2 separate regions of the Homo sapiens genome follow, and region 1 is linked to region 2. Evidence: chromatin loops called from intact Hi-C (ENCODE). Cell type or tissue: Caco-2. All regions are shown on one strand. Links, peaks and the distances in the headings refer to the core of each region. The heading gives the core; the rest is flanking DNA. Region 1 overlaps TMPRSS2 (transmembrane serine protease 2). Region 2 has its middle 13 kb from the start of PCSEAT.

Region 1 (10,901 bases), core at 1,103-9,102, 96 kb before region 2:
CAGTTCTCACCAGGAGAGTGTGTAAAGCGGGAAGCCCTCAAGTTTACTTTGCTGGACAGGCATCTGTAGTCAGCGCGTGGTCAGTACAGACACCACTGGGTCTTGGCTTGTCACGGCTGCTGTTGCACAGTTTAATTACAACTCACTGGCCCGGCACAGTGGCTCATACCACCCATGCACTTTGGGAGTGGATCTCAGCACTTTGGGAGGCCAAGGCAGGAGGATCACCTGATGTCAGGAGTTCGAGACCAGCCTGGCCAGCATGGCAAAACCCCGTCTCTACTAAAAATACAAAAATTAGCCAGAAGCAGTAGTGCACCTGTAGTCCTAGCTACTCAGGAGGCTGAGGCAGGAGAATCGCTTGAACCTGAGAGGCAGAGGTTGCAGTGAGCTGAGATCGTGCCACTGCACTCCAGCCTGGGTGACAGAGCGAGACTTTGTCTCAAAAAACAAACAAACAAACAAACAACAAAAAAAACCCACGCACACAAAACCCACTATCCATTTCCCTCAATCATGACCAACTTAAGGTTGTCAACTCAGCCTCATGGTTTCTCACGTTTAGCTGCTTGTTTCACACGCACATTTGGAGGACTATGGACCTTCGATTCTCCAAAGCCTAAGGTTTAAGCTGTGTGTTCGCTCCTACTCAATCATCAACCTTCTACGGCTGTTGCTAAAGCAAATAAATACATTAAGTCTAGAAAAATTCCTTATACTCCTGATGGGTGCTTCTGAATTGGTGCTACTCAATAACTGGGAGAAGAGTTTCAAAGCCAAACATTACACTTTCAAAATGTATACATTTCTATATATTAGATGCCAACAGTGTTTTCTTAAAAATAGTACCAGGGTAAGTTCAATTAAATTACTAAATTATTTCTGAGTTTATAAATTTTATAATGCAAAAATCATACATGTAGGTTCATATTCTTCCCTTATAAAAGCAACTGATAAGGGACTGATATATCCCTGTCCAACTCTGTCATCATCTAGTCTTTCCCAGGAAACGTGGAAATGTGTCCATCATGTGGGCCAGGGGTTCGTCTGCCTTCCTGGGTTTAGCCATCACTGGTGGGAACACCACCGTCTGGAGATGCTGACTTCAGGAGAGGGCCTTCACTGCCATTTCTTAGGGGGGTAGCTCACACAGACAGTTCCTTATCCCCTTCACCCTGGCTTCCTTCCATCCCCACGGTGGACAAAGATCAGGAGTTCCCAACCTCCACACTAAGCGATATTTTACCTGGAGGATTCTTTGCTGTCGGGGGGCTGTCTTGTGCCTTGCGGGAGGTTGAGCAGCATCCCCGGTGCCTACCTAGGAGCAGCACCCCCTCCCCACTTGTAACCACCCACACTGTCTCCAGACACCGCCAATTGTCTCTGGGGGTCCAAATTGTCCTGACTGAGAACCACTGGCCTTGACCTACCCAACCACCCCCAGAAGAACATCAGTGCAAACACAAGTATCTGCTTGGTGGGGAGCATCGGAAGAAGGGAAAGAGAGAATGAGAGAAGGGAGAGAAAGGAATTAAGGCTCATGAAGGGGTAGAAAACTCAGAGACAGGAGGTGGCTGGAGAGGAACAGGGTGGAAGAGCCATTTGTGAAGGGTGAGGGGGTGAGAGGAGGGGTAGAAACGCAGGAGCGGCAGCACTTGTCCTGAGTGGGGGAGAGGTGGGGACAGACAGGGCTTCACAGAGCACTGGCATTAATCACGTTGATGACTGATTATGTGATGTGGACACATGGAAATTCACATTCTGACGAATCTCTAACTGTACAAGTTGTAGAGACAGGATGCACATTTCACAAAATAAAATAAAAGCACTATCAATTAAAAGATCAATGTAAAAGATCTTTGGCGTAGCCACTGCTGTGCGGGTTCCACCTGGACAATTCTTAGCACTGAAACTAGCCTGAATTAACAGCTGGGAGGCAGTGCAAGAGGGGCGGACTGGAAAGACATGAGACCAAACGAAATGGCAAAGAAAGGAGATGAATGGTAGGGTGAGGAAGAGGAGGGACTGAAGTGACAGCAAATAAAATTTAACCTCCAGTCCTCCCACGCTCGCTCTGGCCTGCTCCGGCCACCCGCAGGACCCTGAAGCCCAATGAGACAGCTCAGATACTTCTGTGTGACAACCGCACCAGCCAGGTCATCTACTAAACACAAAGTAACAGAGAGCATCTTAAACATGACCTGTCATATCCAGGGGACTGTATGACAAAGGTAAGATAGTTGATTTCTGCTCTTGGAAGCTTACCATTTATTCAAGAGCAGCCACCAATAAACCACACAGCCAAGAAACCCAGAGAAGGTGATCTCGAAGCCTACGCTGAGTAGAACAGGCAAAGCTGTACAGGAGAGTTAACGGAAGAGGGAGGTATCTGCAGGCCCTGGGCAAGAGGCTAGGCCTGGCAGCGACAGCTTTGACCCAGCAGGAAGAGAGTGGAAAGGCATGAAGACAGGCTGGCTCCGGAAGACGGAGGAGAAGGGTCAGACCAGGAGAGGTGGCGACAGTGGTGTTGGGAGCAGAGAGCCCACTGGGGAGGTAGACCCGGGACCCCGGGTTTATTACAGGAAATAAACACAAAGAGAATCCTACTTGAGGTGCACACTGTCCCGGATGGGGATTTGGGCTGCGTGCAGACGACGGGGTTGGAAGCCTGCGTCAGGACCCTCGGGGCGTACTGGGGCACGGGGGACGGGTAGTACTGAGCCGGATGCACCTCGTAGACAGTGGGGACCACAGTGGGCTGTGCGGGATAGGGGTTTTCCGGTTGGTATCCATGGTTTTCATAGTAAGGTCCAATAGCTGGTGGTGACCCCTAAACAGTTGAAAAGAAGATGAATAATATAAAACTCTTATTTGCACTAAAGGGTTACATACAAACTATCACATCATACCACAGCTATACCAATGATCTTTTAAATTGATAATGTTTTTATTTTATTTTGTGAAATATGCATCCTGTCTATACAACTTGTACAGTTAGAGATTAATAAGAAAGTGACAAGATATTAAAAAGGTACTACAAGGCTGGGTGCGGTGGCTCATGCCTGTAATCCCAGCACTTTGGGAGGCCGAGGCGGGCGGATCATGAGGTCAGGAGATCGAGACCATCGTGGCCAACATGGTGGATCCCTGTCTCTACTAAAAATACAAAAATTAGCTGGGTATGATGGTGGGCGCCTATAATCCCAGGTACTCGGGAGGCTGAGGCAGGAGAATGGCTTGAACCTGGGAGGCAGAGATTGCAGTGAGCTGAGATCTCACCACTGTACTCCAGCCTGGCGACAGAGCAAGACTATGTCTCAAAAAAAAAAAAAAAAGTAATAGAAAAGAAGAGGTACTACAGATTCTCCCTAGGTGTCTACAACTATGTCAAACATTGAACTTATTTAGAATAAAAACTAACCAGAACTTTCAATTACCAAAGTTTTTTGTTTTGGTTTGGTTTTACTATTCATTCTTTTTTTCTTACATGTCTATTTATTAAACAGGAGTTCCTTCATGACAATTTAATACAATATTTATTCACGATTACAGTTGAGAAAATTATTTCCCTCTACATACAAAAATACAGATTTGGCTGGGCGCAGTGGGTCACTCCTGTAATCCCAGCACTTTGGGTGGCTAAAGCAGGTGGATCACCTGAGGTCAGGAGTTTGAGACCAGCCTGGCCAACATGGTGAAACCCCATCTGTACTAAAAATACAAAAAATTAGCCGGATATGGTGGTGCACGCCTATAGTTCCAGCTGCTTGGGAGGCCGAGGCGGGAGAATTGCTTGAACCCGGGAGGCGGAAGTTGCAGTGAATGGAGATCACGTCACTACACTCCAGCCTGGGCGACAAGAGCGAAACTCCCGTCTCAAAAAAAAAAAAAAAACCACTATGAAAACAGTCAAGACAAGTACCATGAAAAATGGGTCCTTCAAAAGAAAGAAAGAGGGAAAATTGAGGTCATTGTGAGACTTTGTCTGCTGTTGGGGAGAAATCAATGGCAGCAAAGCTCTGGGGCCCCTGACCCACTCAAGACGTACAGACTCAAACTCGAGAACCACACAAGCCAGGGCAAACCCACCCCAGGGCTTCTGCATCTGCTGAAAAGCCAAGCATGCAAACCCAAGTTTGCCCAATGGGCTATGTATTCTTTAAAATTAAAAAAAAAAAAAAGTGGCAGACATTGGGATTTAGTAAAATATAGTAATAATTTTAAAAAGTTGTGTAGAGGTTTGGAGTTAGAATCCATTAAGCCAAAATCCTGTACTTTTAGTTCCTCCAGTCTTTTCCTTGAATATTGATATACAAAACTGTAAACTAGCAATATCATAATTATAATGAGAAGAATAATAGCTAACATTGGAGAACTCAGCTGCCGCCAGGCTCCTGTACTCATAATCTCCTTGAGCGCTCACCATAATCCCTCCCGCTGCCAGCGAGACTGGCACAGGTATGAATTAATACAAACATTTTGCAGAGAAAAAAACTGAGTGAAGAAATGTTCCTAAAGGAGCATAGTCTCTGTGTTATCCTGCAAATACCTCTTCTACATCCTCTTCTCTCATATAAGGAATGTATCGTCATTCACTCACCATCTGCTATTAATGGAAATTTGAGTGGTTCACAACATGGGCTGTTAGCAGCTCTGCTGCAATAAACATTCTGACACATTACATGCATTTTTGTGCAGAGGGTAGAAAGGTGTAGCTAAATCCCTTTAAATGAAATTTCTGGGTCAGAGTGTGGCCATACATAAATGTGAAAGGAACTGCCTAGAAGTAGCATTTTATTCTCAGCTCCATCCTTCAGCTGGTGCCTATCTTCTTAGAATGCCCACCTCCCCTTCCTCAGCCTACTTAAAAATTGCCTTCCCGAGACCTACCCTGTCAAGACTCGCCCCAAACAGGCCACTCTGGGCCCCACCAGCCCACATCTTCCCCTTCTTTCAGCTCTCCCCGGTTACCTGTTGGCTGGGCCACTCTGGGAGGCCACGTTTTCCTCTTATCTGTATCTAAGGGCCCCCATGCAAAACTTTTTCCTATTCATTAATTTCTGCCTCTTGTCTCTCTCTCCTTTTTTTTTTTTTTTTTTTTTTTTTTTTGAGACAGTGTTTCCCTCTCGTTGCCCAGGCTGGAGTGCAGTGGTGCGATCTTGGCTCACCGCAACCTCTGCCTCCCAGGTTCAAGTGATTCGTCTGCCTCAGCCGCCCGAGTAGCTGGGATTACAGGCATGCACCACCACACCCGGCTAATTTTTGTATTTTTAGTAGAGACGGGGTTTCTCCATATTTGTCAGGCTGGTCTCGAACTCCCAACCTCAGGTGATCTGCCTGCCTCGGCCTCCCAAAGGGCTGGATGACAGGCATGAGCCACCACGCCCAGCCTGCCCCTTGTCTCTTATTGACCTCAGAGAATGACAGCAAGTTTGTACTCAATGGACAGGTGTTCTGAGCAGAGGCAGCATAGCTCTTAGAACTTTAAATGAGGCCTCCAGGGAAGTTGATTACAATGGAATGAGCCAAACAAGGCCCGCAGAGTTCACCTCCACTTAATAACTCACTAATGCTGTCCTTCAAAAGTCCGAAGATTACAGCTCTGAACCAGAGCAGCACACAGAGGGAAAACACAAGGTAATCTCTCATCTAAATGAGGGAGTCAGAGGCTGCAATCTCAGCCATCTAAGAACTTGCCATCCACTAGCAAGCAGGTTTGTCCCTGAAAATTCCTGAGCAGTGGACTTGAAATTAAACACAGACCCAGTAAAAAATGAATATCAGTAACAAATAAAGGGGAAAACAAGGTCTATTTTCCAGATATAGAATCTAGGAAGTGTTTAAAACTCTTTACTAAATGCACTTATTTTAGGTATAAGGCAAACGGGCCAGTTACAATGGGGAGCAGAGATTAGCCACATTTGTCTCCAAAGGGAGTGGGCTCCAGGGAGAGGGAAGGCCCGCCCATGCCTCATGCAGTTATGACTTTTCCTAGTCCTTCAGTTGGGCATCGATGGGATCCCACGTGGGTCTCTTCCCTGGAACATACCCCTGTTATCGCCATCCTGCCTCATCTGTCCCCACTCCTTGTCCCTGCCCCCTGCCCTGCAAAGCAGGAAGGGATGAGGTCAAGGTGAGAATGCATATCACCCACGTGTACCCAACAGCCATGGCTCTTGCGACTCACCTGGGCAGCTGTGTGGCTGCGCACCTGACTCACTCTTTCTAGAGGGTGCCTTGAACAGCATCAGCGTGGCCCGGCGTTCCCTACAAATAGCCCTTGCAATTGCTGACCCCAAACAATGTTGGGAATAACAGAAGGGACAAGGGAACAAAGAAAAGGCCAGGAAGGTAATAATTAACCACTTACTGAGTTCAAAGCCATCTTGCTGTTATCAACAGCATCGAGTAATGATAGGTATCTGGAATGTTCAATATGACCTAGAAGAAAGAATTACAGGACTGTAATATTTCCATACCAGTTAGTTTTTAGAAGATAAATCTGGAAAGAACTAGAAGAATCTCTAGATGAAGGTTACCTACAACAAAGACCAGTGTTGCCTGCTGACCTTTGGCCTGCATCTTCACCACTGCTTCCCCACATCCCTCCATATTTAAGGACTTTGGGACCCACTTGTGCCTTAGAGGTTACAGCAGAAGCACTCTCCTCTGGGATCAGAGTGGGTAGGAGGATGGGGTGCAATTGTAAGTGCAGCGGCCAGGACAGCCTGACCAGAAAGAAGAAGGAACACACTCAGTGACTCAAACATCCATCGGGAAGGGCTCTCAGGGGACTGCCTGGGGCTCAAGGCCACCCACAACTCCAGTGCCACTAAGCCCAGGCATCCTGCTGGACTTAACCCAGTTCTCACCAGGAAGCTGTGATATCCCCTATACAGAACATCTACTCAAGGGAGACTGTATGGCATAAAACACTGAAGAAACACGACAAGGTAACTAAACCCATCAATGTCAGCAGAGATTAAGGACAAGATGGGCCCAGGAGGGAAAGACCTGGGCCAGTTCCTGGCAACACAGCTCCCTGGAAGTGTCGATGTGTGAGTTACTGAACCTTGTTGAAATCTCAGGGTCCTCATGGGAAAACGGACAAAGCAATCACCACAGTTGTGTTAAGCTGAGGGTTGTGGGAGAGTGGGGAAAGAGTGCCTCACAGTACTAGGAACTGAGGAAGAGCAGGTGCAATCAGACCGTCTTTCCCCGAGAACGTCCACAGGCACTGCCAGTAGCCACCCACTGCCCAGCGGGTGGTTCAGGGCTCAGCACCAAATACAGCTCACAGTTGACTTTTTAAAGCAGGCCATGTGGGCCCTCTCAATTTTTAATAGATACATACGCTTAAAATAATCCATAAAACATGTCCACAGTCACTCCATTTACTACCCCAAACCCAAAAAAGAAAGAAATTCAGAGCCAACCATTTTGACCACTGCTAAGATTAGCAGTAATGAAAAGAAAGCTGTGGGCCATTTTGCTTGTTGTCCTTTGTGAACAGTTAACAATAATAGCTAGAGATGCCGTCAACACGAAATGCTGTATAGTAAAGCCGCATTCTGACATCACTCTCCATGGACAAAGATTCTTCGCTTGATCAAACTTATATCAAGCTCCTGAACCTTCTAGGCCATCTGTGCATTTCCTTGTAAAATCCAGTTTTAGCAAAAAACCTTGCTCAGTCAGTTTAGCCAGAACCTCCCACCCTCGGTATCTGATCACTCTGGATATCTGATCGGGTTCCTCAGCCTCCACCGTGCCACAGGTGATGTCTGATCACCCAGCCTGTCTTCAGCAAGAATCCTGTTTGGTTGGTTTAGCCAGAATCCCCCTTACCCTTGATGTTTTCTCTTTGTGATTTTTCCACCCACCAACCCCACCCTGATCCTTGGTTATAAATTAACTCCCACTTGCCCATACTGTACTCAAGCGGATCCCAGTCTCTTCTTCCCACTGCAAAATCTGCTGGCTGTGGTCCCTGTACCTGCCTCCGTGGTCCTGAATAAAGTTCGCTTCACCATTTTAACAAGTCTCATTGGACGATTTTTTTTTCTTTAACATGCACCTTCCTGAGCAAATAAAGGGCTTTTTTCCACCCCTTCCCGCTTGGCTTTAAATGACCAAAGAATATTTTAAGAAACGGGGTTCAAGATTATCCGTCCACAAGACCATGTTCCCAATGAGGGAACAAGAACCTGGAGGAGGCTCTGGGCTTCGGACCTGGCCAGACCAGTGTCCACTGTCTGTGACATGGCCACAGAAGAATATTTCCCAGTTGCTGGCACAAAGCAGGTGCTCAAACAGCAGCAGGCAGCACTGGGCAGCGGTTCAGCCCCTGACCTCTGAGACTAGACTCTAGATCCAAACTCAGGCTCAGCCACTCACTCTCCATGACCTGGAGGAAGCTATTGAAGGTTCTGTGCCTCAGTTTCCCCATCTGCAAATGCAGATAATAGTAACACCTACCTCCAGGGCATTCCATGAGTTAATACTAATGAAGTGCTTCATGCTTAGCATAAAATGAGTGCTATATAACTTTCCATTAAATAAGAGGAATTATAAAGCTGATAAACATTTAACAACCTGCTGAAGGAAAAGAGGGCTGTCTTGATTCGCAGGTTTGCCTTCGGTAAGTATTCCCAGGCTACCAACATGAAGCCCACCACGGAGCCAAGTAGAGTGGGGCCGGCTTCAGTACACCATCGCTTTCCTGTGTCCTAAGCAGAACTGGTTGCTGAATCATTAAACTATAAAACCCCAACAGCCTGCCATGAATGAAAATGAGTATATGGCTTTTTAGTCTCGAGAAACCTCACCCAACAGGTTACAACAAACATGCACCAATCATTTATTTACTCTTCAATTACAGATAAAAATACAAGAACCAGGTCATGTTGTAGCTTTGGGACTTTTTCTAGGATTAAAACTAAAGTTCACACCTTCCTGGGTATAAGGAAAGGAAAGTGACTAATGTACAGGTGGGAAGGATCACCATTTAAAATGTATCAAAAACGTTTAAGCCTTTTAGCCACATCTTAACAGACCTTGCCTATGTCTGCTTTGTGAAGAGAGAGGATCCTCAGGCTTGACAACACAATAAATCCCGCATTCTTGTCTCATAAGCAGGACAGAACTCAGTACCATCCTAAGATTGCTTTCAAAGAGTCCTGCCTAACCAAACACATCCTCATGCCTCTGGTTTCTCGGCTGTCCTATCTCCCCAGTTACAGGTTTGGTTGAAGTTTCAGGAAGTGAAAATTCGATCCCATTGGCAGCTCTCCCAGCTCAGAAGCCCTCTGAAAGGAGTGAAGAATCAATACTCAAAACCCACACTTGCTATTCATTCACGATCCCTAACAAGGAAGCCAGGGAAGGAAGGAACACCGGGAGCCACCACCATTAATTGTCAAATAAAAGCCATGGGACCCAGAGGCAGTCACAGGATAATCCTATCTCTTCCAGCAATCAGAACATGATAAACAAAAATATTCCGTGTGCCCAAGTCAGTTACCATGGACTTTGGAATGGAAGACCAGAGTGATGCTGCCAGTAACATTCTCCAGCTGGGCCGGGCACGGCGGCTCCTGCCTATAATTCCAGCACTTTGGGAGGCCAAGGCGGGCAGATCACCTGAGGTCAGGAGTTCAAGACCAGCCTGGCCAACATAGTGAAACCCCATCTCTACTAAAAATACAAAAATTAGCTGGGTATGATGGTGGGTGCCTGTAATCCCAGCTACTTGGGAGGCTGAGGCAGGAGAATCACTTGAACCTGGGAGGCAGAGGTTGCAGTCAGCCAAGATTAGGCCACTGCACTCCAGCCTGGGTGACAGAGAGAGACTCTGTCTCAAAAAAAAAAAAAAAAAAAAAAAAAAAAGAAACAACAACAACATTCTCCAATTGAAAATAAAACAAGGGGGGGAATGTCCCGCTCTGACATTAGATCTGCAAGGGGAAGCACTGCTGTCCCGAAAAGACCAGGAAATCACATTCAGTCCTGTTCATCTTCAAAACAGGCATTTCCTCATTCACACAAGCTTGTACATCGCATTAACTCATTTCTGAAAGGAGCAAGACGTAAAGTAGATGGCGAGAGACAATGCTGTTTAGCGAATGCTTGCTCCTGTCATTTAAAGGACCGGGATGATGGCTCTCAATTCTGGAAAGCCAGCCACCATGAGCACTTGGGGAAATTTTCCTTTAAGTGTGAAAGAGCAACAGTGGGTGGCACTCAGGCTCCATTCCTGGCTGGCAGGGAGCTCTTCCTTCAATACAGACAGTGTCACCCACTTGAATCTCACAATGGCACACAGCTGTCCTCGCACTGTTTTGGTCCATCCTGGACTGAGAGCTGAGTCAGCCCATGAGTCACCTGCCTGGCCACCATGCAGCAGGACGATGCTGTGGCATCGTATCCGCATCCCATGACATGATGAAGTTACTGCCAAAACAAGAATCTTTTCTCCTAGTTTCTCTCCTCTGGAGATCTCAGGACACGTTTACTGGAGACTTACTTTCCAAACAACCAAGCCAACGCGAATGAAGTTAGGCTTGTAGACACTGACTCCCACCCAAGATCCAGGGGTATTCTCTGCAATGAAGTCTCCACTGACCTCACCGTGCACCATTGTGCACACACCTTCTCCTTCTCGAAGCCCCCACCTGTGACTGGTACGGTTCGAGTTGCTGGAGGTGTGAGAGGGAACAGACAGCCTCAGACTCAGTGCCCCTTCTTCAAAATCCAGACAGCACCACCACCACCATCCACGGACACATCCCAGCCAATGACCAAATCATCAAAAAGAGCCCTTTATGCCAAAATAACCGCACTAATATCACATTATACAACGAGATGTTCTATCCTCCTAAGGATAGAATGCATGACTAAAT
Region 2 (10,901 bases), core at 970-8,969:
AAGTTGTGACTGTTTTTTATTTACACTATCTATTTGACTGAAGAATTTTCCTCTCATGTCCTGTATCATGTTTTCAATTTCTTTAAGTTAGACTTCACTTTTCCTTGGTGCCTCCTTGATTAGCTTATAATCGACCTTCTGAATTCTTTTTCCGGCAATTCAGAGATATCTTCTTGGTTTGAATCCATTGTTGGTGAGCTGGTATAACCTTCTGGAGGTGTTAAGTAAACTTGTTTTGTCATATTAAGGGAGGAGACCACCCCTCATATTGTCTTATGCCCAATTTCCGCCTCCAAAGAAAGAAGAAGTAAAAACTAAAAGGCAGAAATGAAATTCACAAGCAGACAGCCCAGCGCCACACCCTGGGCTTGGTAGTTAAAGATCGACCCCTGACCTAATGGGTTATGTTTTCTATAGATAACAGATATTGTATAGAAAAGCACTGTGAAAATCCCTGTCCTGTTCTGTTCCATTCTAATTATCGGTGCATGCAGCCCCCAGTCACGTACCCGCTGCTTGCTCAATTGATCACGGCCCTCTCACGCAGATCCCCTTAGAGTTGTGAGCCCTTAAAAGGGACAGGAATTGCTCACTCAGGGAGCTCGGTTGTTGGAGACATGAGTCTTGCCGAAGCTCCTGACCAAATAAGGCCCTTCCTTCTTTAGCTTGGTGTCTGAGGAGTTTTGTCTGCGGCTTGTCCTGCTACAATATTGCTAGAATTGTTTTTCTGGTTCCTTCTCATTTGGGTAGACTACATCAGAGGGAAGATCTGGGATTCAAGGCTGCTGTTCAGATTCTTTTGTCCCATGGGGTGCTCCCTTGAGGTGGTGTTCTCCCCCTTCCCCTAGGAATGGGGAGAGTCAAACTATAGTGATTGTTGTTGCTCTTCTAGATCTAGCCACACAGCGGAGCTACCAGGCTCCAGGCTGGTACTGGGGAGTGTCTGCAAAGAGCCCTGTGATGTGATCCATCCTCAGGTCTTGCAACTGTAGATACCAACACCTGCCCTGATGGAGTTAGCAGGGGGATGAAGTAGACTCTGTGAGGGTCCTTGGTTGTGTTTTGGTTTAGTGTGCTGGTGTGTTAGTTGCCCTCCAGCCAGAAGGTGGCACTCTCAAGAGTACGTCAGCTGCAGTCCTGTAGGGAGGAAACAAACTAGCCTGAGGTACACCTGGGTATCCCTAAGTATTCAGGTTTCTCAGGCAGTGGGCAGGGCCATAGAGTTCCCAAGAGATTATGACCTTTGTCTTCATCTACCAGGGTGGATAGAGAAAGACCACCAGGTAGAGGTAGGGATAGGCATGTCTGAGCTCAGCCTCTCCTTGGGCAAGACTTGCTGTGGCTGCTGTGGGGGATGGGGGTGTGGTTCCCAGGCCAATGGAGTTATATTCCCAGGGGGATTATGGCCTCCTCTGCCGAGTCATATAGGTCGCCAGGGAAGTGGGGGAAAGCCAGCAGTCGCAGGCCTCACCCTGCTCCCATGCAGCCCACAGTCCTAAAGGCTGGTCTCACTCCCTCCGTGCACTCCCAATAGCAATAAGTCTATTTCCATGCAGCCGGTGACCAGGGCTGAGAACTTGCCCCAGACCATGAGCCTCCCCGCTGAGAAAGCAAGTGGACTCACAGGTTTTCCATGTCCCATGGAGCTTGCAGCGTTGATCCCGTTCCTTCAAAGGGTCTGTGGATTCTCTCAGCTTTCCTGGTATGTTCTTGCGGTAGTTCTTAGAGCAAAAGTTTATGATGTGAGTGTCCACACACTGCTCTGTCTGTCCGAGTGAGAGCTGCAAGCTAGTCCTGCCTCCTATCTGCCATCTGAATCCCCTCTATTTTGCAGAGAGTCCCAAAACCTCAAAAGTAGAGAAGTCAACAGTGCAGCCATCAGTGTGGCTAAAGGCCCAAGAGCCCCTGGCAAACCACTGGTGTAGGTCCAAGAGTCTAACCAAAAGCTAAAGAACTTGGAGTCTGATGTTCGAGGGCAGGAAGCACCCAGCACGGGAGAAAGATGGAGGCCAGAAGACTCAGCAAGTCAAGTCCTTCCACATTCCTCTGCCTGTTTTTATCCTAGCTGCACTGGCAGCTGATGAGATAGTGCCCACCCAGATTGAGGGTGGGTCTACCTCTCCCATCCCACTGACTCAAATGCTAATCTCCTTTGGCGACACTCTCACAGACACACCCAGAAACAATACTTTGCATCCTTCAATCCAATCAAGTTGACACTCAATATTAACCATTACAGTAGCAGATATATAATTTTATATGCACGTGTATATAATTGGAAATCTTTAGAGGTTACTAGGGCAACAAAAATTTTTCAGAAAATTTATAAAAAGACAGAATAAATCATGTGCTTGGCCTTTTCTATAAAAATACCAATTCAGGGCCGGGTGCAATGGCTCACACCTGTAATCCCAGCACCTTGGGAGGCCGAGGCGGGCAGATCACGGGGTCAGGAGATTGAGACCATCCTGGATAACATGATGAAATCCCATCTCTACTAAAAATAGAAAAAATTAGCTGGGTGTGGTGGTGGGCGCCTGTAGTCCCAGCTACTTGGGAGGCTGAGGCAGGAGAATGGCGTGAACCCGGGGGGTGGAGCTTGCAGTGAGCCAAGATCACGCCACTTCACTCCAGCCTGGGTGACAGAACGAGACTCCGTCTCAGAGAAAAAAAAAAAAAAAGCACCAATTCAGGCTAAGTAAATAGATATTGAAGAAAGGTTATTCTTTATAGAAGAATTACAGCTATAAATGTAGAAAGAACAAGAGTTAGAAAATCGCTTTTTTGCAATGCCCAGTGGAATAGTAGTTCTAAGCCATGATTCTCATCGGCTGCTAAACTGAGGGTCGAAAAACTGATGGGGACAGGCCAGCACATCTGAGTCGGGGACAACCTGAACACCCCCATGAGGGAGGTACCCAACACCTCCTGGGATGTCTTCTTGTCCAAAGGATTGAACCTGCGTTTCAGCCCTTCTGTGGATCTCCCATTTTGCAGAAAATACCGACCATAGCGGAAAATTTTACACAACACCTTACAGACACAAACAGGCTAGTCCAGAAGGCAGGAAGCTCCTTAGGACAAATAACAGGATTTCTTCAATAAATAAATGTCAGGAAAGGATGGGGAGAGAATTGCTATAAATTAAAAAGAACTGAGGAGATACACCATCCACTTGCTTCCTATGAGCCTCGAGCCTTGTTTGGATTACAGGTTTGCACCACCACACCCGGCTAATTTTTTAAGTTTTTGTAGAGACAGGGTCTCAGCATGTTGCCCAGGCTGGTCTCTAACTCCTGGGCTTAAGTGATCTTCCCACCTCAGCCTCCCGAAGTGCTGGAATTAGAGGCCTGAGCCAAAGCACCTGTCCCTGTCTTTTTTTTTTTTTTTTCAAAATGGAGCTTGCCTGTTGCCCAGGCTGGAGTGCAGTGGCGTGATCTCGGCTCACTGCAACCTCTACCTCTCAGGTTCAAGTGATTCTCCTGCCTCAGCCTCCCAAGTATCTGGTACTACAGGCGCGTGCCACCACACCTGGCTAATTTTTTGTATTTTTAGTAGAGATGGGGCTTCACCGTGTTAGCCAGGATGGTCTCGATCTCCTGATCCTGTGATCTGCCCGTCTCAGCCTTCCAAAGTGCTGGGATTACAGGTGTAAGCCACCACGCCCAGCCCCCCTGTCTTATTTTATATAAGCAAAACGGGTGGAACATAGATTAGGTATTAGAGAACTGCTGTTCACAGTTACCTGCTGTTAGAGTTTCACACGTGTATAAGTCTTGACAGTATGTACATTAGGTAAGTGTAATAGGTACATGTTTCTCTACACATAGATTTTTATAATGTGCTTATACCTCATCAGTTTGCCCATGTTATAAAATACCTTGCCCTTCTTCTCACATGCACACACAGTTCTACCTCTTTCTTTTTAATGCTCATGTATTATTTCACTATACAGATATGCCAAAATAATATCATTCCTCTATTAACGATCTTCATCTTGTTTCCTTTTGCTGTTGTTCTTGCTATTACAAAGAACATCATCAAAAACACTCTTGTTCATATATTTGTGTGCAAGCATTTCTGTTGGGCTGATTCCTAGGAGAAAATATGTACATACTTTTCTTTTTCTTTTTTTTTTTTAAGATGGAGTCTTGCTCTTGTTGCCCAGTTGGAGTGCAATGGCATAATTTTGGCTCACTGCAACCTCTGCCTCCTGGGTTCAAGAGATTCTCCTGCCTCACCCTCCCAATTAGCTGGGGTTACAGGCACCTGCCACCACACCCAGCTGATTTTTGTATTTTTAGTAGAGACTGTGTTTCACCATGTTGGCTAGGCTGGTCTCGAACTCCTGACCTCAGGTGATCCACCTGCCTTGGCCTCCCAAAGTGCTGGGATCACAGGCGTGAGCCATCGCACCCGGCCTGTACATACTTTTCAAAAGAAGAAGAAATAGGGTCTCTGAATGCTGACCTGCCCGAGGTTGCACGATGAGTAAATAGTATGCAAAGCCAGGCCTATGTGGCACCGAAAGCCGACCATATCTTCCATCTCCCTCATTGCATCCGCACTGGAGACTCTTCCAGACAATGCTATCCATTGACCTCAAAGGCCTTGGGAGGGGCTGCAGCATCCCACTTCACTGACAGCAAATATCCAAAAACTGCAATCGCTGAATCTGGGGATTATGAGCCTCTCCTGTGGTTGAGTGATATTTTTTTAAGTTGTCATCCAGTACATTGATGGAGCCCATAAACCCTCACTCAGCATCTGAACCAGGTCCCCGGCAGTCACAAGGTGGCAGCTGCATGAGAGACAGTGGATGGCAGCAGAATTCCTCTCCAGGGATTGCACTTGGTAACACACACCGGCCACACCCAGGGGCTTCACTGTCGATTCCATCGAATCCAGGACTCTGGAGATGAGAGGACAACGATGTCACTTGAGTAGGTGGCCCCCAGAGAGGCTCGCCTGTCCTGTCCACTTCTAAGGGGCAGTGGGGCTGACCTGAAATAAGAAGCCTTCTTTTTGGTATCTCCCCTGACCTGTTTTGTCTATCTCAGGTGAAGGAGGTGTTGCCTAGCAACTGGAGAAGGGCAATGATGTCCTTGGAATATTCTGTTCCCGTCATTGCGATACTTAACCTGGTTGATCATTAGCACAAAGACTAAGGAGGTGGCAACCTCCTTCCAGAAAAACGAGTTCTGTAAAGTCACCATGGGACCGAGAGGGGACTTCTAGTGTGGCTTTGGGAAGGGGTCTAGCTGGCACCAGATTTTTCGGTTCTCAGAAAGAACCTTTCCGCTGAAGTCGGTAGCATTCCTTGGTCAAGTGGACAATAGGTGTTAAGAAACTCTTTGAAATATGAGCCATGCCATTTACTTTCTATCTAATCTGTAAAACTGCAATGCAAATGTGATATTTGTTGGCATGTCTCTCTGGACTTTTATAGCCTTTTTACTTTGTAAGTATATTAAGCAACAGCAAATAATATCTGTAGGTCCTATGATATAGCATTAATGGGCTTTCTATGTCCTTTTCCATAGAATGTGTTAATCATTTACATTTTAACTAAGGGTTACTGCTGACACCGCGGTAGAAAGACTTCTCAAAGGGCCATTTCTATTACTGGGTAAATAATCCTAGATAAGCCTTTGCTCACCCTGAGACTCAAGTAGCTTGGAAACTTGAAGGTATGCCCTTGGGAAAGTTCGCTTGGCCGCCCTCCTCCCAGAGTAAACCAGCAAAAATAAGAGTGCTTGCTCACACAAAAGAGACTCAGGGTGCTTTCCAAGGGCTCCAAAGCTCATGGTTCTAGGTTTGAGATAGAGCAAGGGTTGTCTTTGCTCAGTGCTACAGGACAAGCCTCAAGGATTTCATCCACCCTGCAAGTCACAATCTCTAAAAAGTGAAGGAAAAGAAGTTACACATATTACTGCTCCCTAGGGAACCACGGTAGAGATGTTGGTGTGATTTCTTTAAATCCTTTTTCTGTAGTGTGTGTGCTGCTGAGTGCTGGGGTAGGGGAAGGAAACTTCCTTATTCTTTTGATAAATTTGTGGCCGTGTTGTTGGTACAACTTGGCATCCTCCTTTTTCATATATGAGCCTTGTTTGTGATATAGACATCTTTGCAGAACAAATTGCAAGGGCGGCAATGATAGGGGAGTGAAAGTAATACTATCCTCACCCATTGCCAAGTTCATGGCTGACACCCCATCACAAAAGACGGATTAACAAGAGAAAAGCATAACAAAGGTATTTAACCGAAGTTTTACATAACACATGAGTCTTCGGATATAGAGAGCCCAAAATACAGGGAAAACTGTATTTTTATGCTTAGATTTAATGAAGAAGGGATAGTCATGTAAAAGTGTAATTGGACCAAGAGAAGGTATGATTTAATCATAATGAACGACAGGGAACTTAGCAAGGCCTGTTTCTTCAGACTCATCTCCAGGGTCTCTGGGTCTTCATTCCTTTCCTCTGGATGTGGGGCAGGACACCTGTCACATGAGAGTCTTCAGGAGAGAAGGAAGGGAGGTCACGGACAGAACTTCCTACTTCTGTGGTTTTCCAGCTTCCTCCAGCTTAAAATACTCAGCATCCCAAAGTGCTGTATTTAGGGGTATCCTGCTCCGGGCCCTGACACAATTGTCCTCCTACTGTGAATCCTGGAGATCATTTGCACAATGCTTCACTATATATTTGCTATATCGAAAACCAAACACTGCATGTTCTCACTCTTAAGTGGGAGTTGAACAATGAGAACACGTGGACACAGGAAGGGGATCATCACACACCGAGGCCTGTCGGGGGGTGGGGGTAAAGCAGAGGGAGAGCATTAGGACAAATACCTAATGCATGCGGGCTTAAAACCTAGATGACAGGATGTTAGGTGCAACAAAGCACCATGGAACACATATACCTATGTAACAAACTTGCGCATTCAGCACATGTATTCCAGAGCTTAAAGTAAAATAAAAAATATGTCAGGTGAGGTGGCTCACGCCTGTAATCCCAGCACTTTGGGAGGCCTAGGTGGGCGGATCACCTGAGGTCAGGAGTTCGAGACTAGCCTGACCAACATAGAGAAACCCTGTCTCTACTAAAAATACAAAATGAGCCAGGCGTGGTGGCATATGCCTGTAATCCCAGCTACCTGGGAGGCTGAGGCAGGAGAATCACTTGAATCCAGGAGGCGGAGGTTGCGGTGAGCTGAGATCGTGCCATTGCACTCCAGCCTGGGCAACAAGAGCGAAACTCCATCTCAAAAATAAATAAATAAAATTAATAATACTACTAATAATTTGCTGTATCAAAGCAAGGAGGAACTCTAAAAATAATGAAAATAACAAACCGGAATTTAAATTCAGGCAACAGCATGTACTACCTCACCAACACTGCAAAGCTCAACTGTTGAAAAAGGTTTTGTCATAAAAAATGATGAGTTCATGTTCCTTTGTAGGGACATGGATGAAATTGGAAATCATCATTCTCAGTAAACTATCGCAAGAACAAAAAACCAAACACCGCATATTCTCACTCATAGGTGGGAATTGAACAATGAGATCACATGGACACAGGAAGGGGAATATCACACTCTGGGGACTGTTGTGGGGTGGGGGGAGGGGGGAGGGATAGCATTGGGAGATATACCTAATGCTAGATGACAAGTTAGTGGGTGCAGCACACCAGCATGGCACATGTATACATATGTAACTAACCTGCACAATATGCACATGTACCCTAAAACTTATAGTATAATAAAAAAAAGAGAAAAAAAAAAAAAGAAAAAGGTTTTGTCTCGAGGTTCCCCACGGCTCACGTCTGCTCCCCTGACGTTTCAGGCTGGTGTTTCTGATCCTTTTCCTGATATTCTAAGATGTCTGACAGGTGTGGACTTTGACTGCTTAGGTCCAATGACCCCAACACTGGGTATAGACGGGATTCCCTGAAGCGGCTTGTCTGTCCTCCTTTTCTCCGGCGGGCTCCAGCTCCCTTCTGGGTGAAATCCTGGCATCTCCATCGTGCTGTCTCTCTGGAGCTATCAACAAACAGCTCTTGATTAATAGCTGTGGCCACAATAACCTTATTTCCACAGAGACAAGGACAGAGCTGCCGGCTCCACACCAACACTGTCAGCCGGGTGTGTGCTTTGGTATCAGGTCTCACCCACCGAGTTGCTGGGGTTGAGTTGTGTCTCCAAAAAGATGTGTTCAAGTTCCAACCCCTGGCGCTGTGCATATGACTTTATTGGAAACAGGATCTTCGCATATATATTCAAGGTAAACTGCAGTGAGACTGGATTAAGGCAGGCCCTGGTTCAGGATGACTGCCGTCCTTATAGGAAGAAGGAAATCTGGACAGAAACACACAGGGAGAGGCCGTTTGAAGATGGAGGCAGAAGCTAGGGTGGTGTGGCCACAAGCCAAGGGGCACCGAGAAGCTGGAAGCAGCAGGAAGGACCCTCCCTCCAGTTTCAGAGCGAGCATGACCCTGCGGACACTTACATCTCAAGCTTGTGGCCCCCACACCAGGAATAAATGTCTGTTGTTTTCAGCTGCTCAGTGCATGGTGTTATATTTGTTACAACAGCCTCGGGAAATTCACACTGGGGTGCTAAAGAGGGAATCTGGGAGCAGCCACTCTGTGACTGCATGCCCTTAACCTAGGCAGTGGGAACCTGACTCCTATTCTCACACTTCTAATAAAGACATACCCAAGGCTGGGTAATTGATAAAGAAAAGAAGTTTAATGGACTCACAGTTCAACATGGCTGGTGAGGCCTCATAATCATGGTAGAAGGTAAAGGAGGAGCAAAAAGGCACGTCTTACATGGTGGCAGGCAAGAGTGCGTGTTCAGGGGAACTGCCCTTTATAAAACCATCAGATCTCATGAGACTTATTCACCATCACAAGAACAGCACGGGAAAAACCCACCTCCATGAGTCAATGACCTCCCATCAGGTCCCTCCTACAACACATGGGGATTACTACAATTAGAGGTGAGATTTGGGATTTGGGTTGGAACCCAGACCCCTGCCTTTTGGGTCTCCTGGGTCTTGGAGGGACAGAGGAGAGTGAAATTCATTGGTCAAGAGTGAACTCCTCAGGGTGCTCCTTCTGGGAACTCCAGCAGGGTGGGCCTGGGAGGGGTCTCCCATCTTCCTTCCTCCCAACTCGGTCAACAGCAGTGCAGTTACTCACCCTCCTACCTTCAACAACTTCTCTCCACTCATCAGAGCAAGCCTGTGGAGCAAGCAGGGACTAGGGTCCCTGCATCTCTGGGCACTGACCCCTGCAGACCCCAGACAAAGTCTCCATGGCTCAACACCAGCAGAACAAGTCCAAGAAAGAGCAGCTTCATCAGGGAGTGGGAACAGCCTGGGCAACTGGCCTGGGAGTGGGCAACATCAGGGAGTGGGCAACTAGCCTGGGAGTGGCTACTCCCCAATTAACCTGGGAGTGGGCAACATCAGGGAGTGGGAACAACAGGGAGTGGGCAACTGGCCTAGCCTGCAGGACACCCTGTGGATGTGCGTGTGTGTGGACACATGTGTGTGCCTGTGTACGTGTGTGTTAGCCTGGCCTGCTGGGTAACATGTGCGTGTGTGTGGACATTTGTGTGTGTGCATGTGTCTTAGCTTGGCCTGCTGGGCCAAGTCCTGTGTACTAAGGCACCTCCTTCCCAGGCCCCAGCTGCCCCGCCTTCATGTCCCACTAGGAACCCACAAGGACAGGATCCTAGACCGTGATGCACTCTGGGATAGGATTCAAACTCACCCCTCGACTCAGGGTCAGGGTGGAGACCCACTGTTGCCATGCCTAGGCCGCAGGAACATGACACACAATGCTGGTTCTGCCCCAGGATGACAGCCTGGGACGTTCCTGGAGTTTGTGCTTTCTGGGTTGGAGGTGGGCGTGGTCGTTGTCTTGGTGTCCCATGCAGCCCTGGGGTATGACAGGAGGAAGGAGAAGATGAAGAGATGACCCTCACCAGGGGTGCCCTCTGGGTACCAAGGTCATCTCCAACCCCAACATGTTTTCTTACCTTCGCCAGTCTAGACTTGCCCTCCATGGGTGTCAGTGGGCACCTACAGTGCAGAGACAGAGGTCAGAGGTTCCCCAGAGCCTAACAGATGGCCAAGGGCATCTCCTTGTCCTGCAGTTACTGTCTGTCAGAGGCTGAATAATGGCTGCCAAAAGATAGTCACATCTGGATACCTGGAACTGTGAATGTGATGTGACATGGCAAAAAAAAAAAAGACTTTGCAGATGTGATTGAGTTAAAGATTTTAAGGTGGGGAAATTATCCCGGATTAGCCAGGTGGGCCCTAAATGGCATTGCAAGAGACCATGTGAGAGGAAGGCAGAGGAAGACTTCACTGCAGAAGAGGAGACAGCGTGGCCATGGAGGCAGAGATGAGGGCAGTGCAGCCACAAGCCCTGGAGAACACTGGTAGCCACCACAAGCTGGGAGGTGTAGGGAAGGACCTTCCCCAGAGCATCCAGAGGGACCGGCCCTGCCCACACCCTGGTTTCAGCCCAGTGAAACTGACTGTGGACGTCTGGCCTCTAGAACTGTGAGGGAATCCGTTTCTACTGTTTTAAACCACCCGTTTTGTGGTCCTTTGTCACCGCTGCTGTAGGGAACTCCTACACCCTCTCCCATCTGGTGGCTGCGAGCCAGCAGAGCTTAGACCTGCACATGAGGCTCTCCGAGTGCACAGCCTGGGGGAGAGCCCCACCGACAGAACCGCCGCTGCCATGTCAACCTCTTGGCTTTCTGGCTCCAAATTCTGTCTCTCGGCTCTTACTTGTTGAACCAGAGCAAGAAACACAGAGAAAACTGACTTCTAAAACATCTGCATCCGTGTGAGGCAGGCAGACCCTTGTACTTGT

Evidence for each region. A loop is a pair of places that touch in the nucleus more often than their neighbours do. Peaks named below come from ENCODE experiments on the same cell type or tissue, not always from the same donor. Only the 100,000 strongest peaks of a DNase experiment are listed, where the experiment ranks them.
Region 1: a loop joins it to region 2, with 7 times the contacts of the local background. A loop is called at or near these places in 5 of 110 quality-filtered maps.

The regions. Positions count from the first base shown.
Region 1 is chr21:41,491,749-41,502,649 of GRCh38, forward strand. It overlaps TMPRSS2 (transmembrane serine protease 2), which reads right to left. Exons shown (of 14, transcript NM_005656.4): 2 at 6,371-6,441; 3 at 2,608-2,830. The coding sequence starts at 6,385. Among named protein-coding and RNA genes, the nearest start is that of TMPRSS2, 11 kb to the right of the region's middle. In Caco-2, for the core only: no CTCF peak of the experiment used is centred there; DNase peaks (open chromatin) are centred at 5,553, 6,243 and 7,780.
Region 2 is chr21:41,588,267-41,599,167 of GRCh38, forward strand. No RefSeq gene overlaps it. Among named protein-coding and RNA genes, the nearest start is that of PCSEAT, 13 kb to the left of the region's middle. In Caco-2, for the core only: no CTCF peak of the experiment used is centred there; DNase peaks (open chromatin) are centred at 5,115 and 5,705.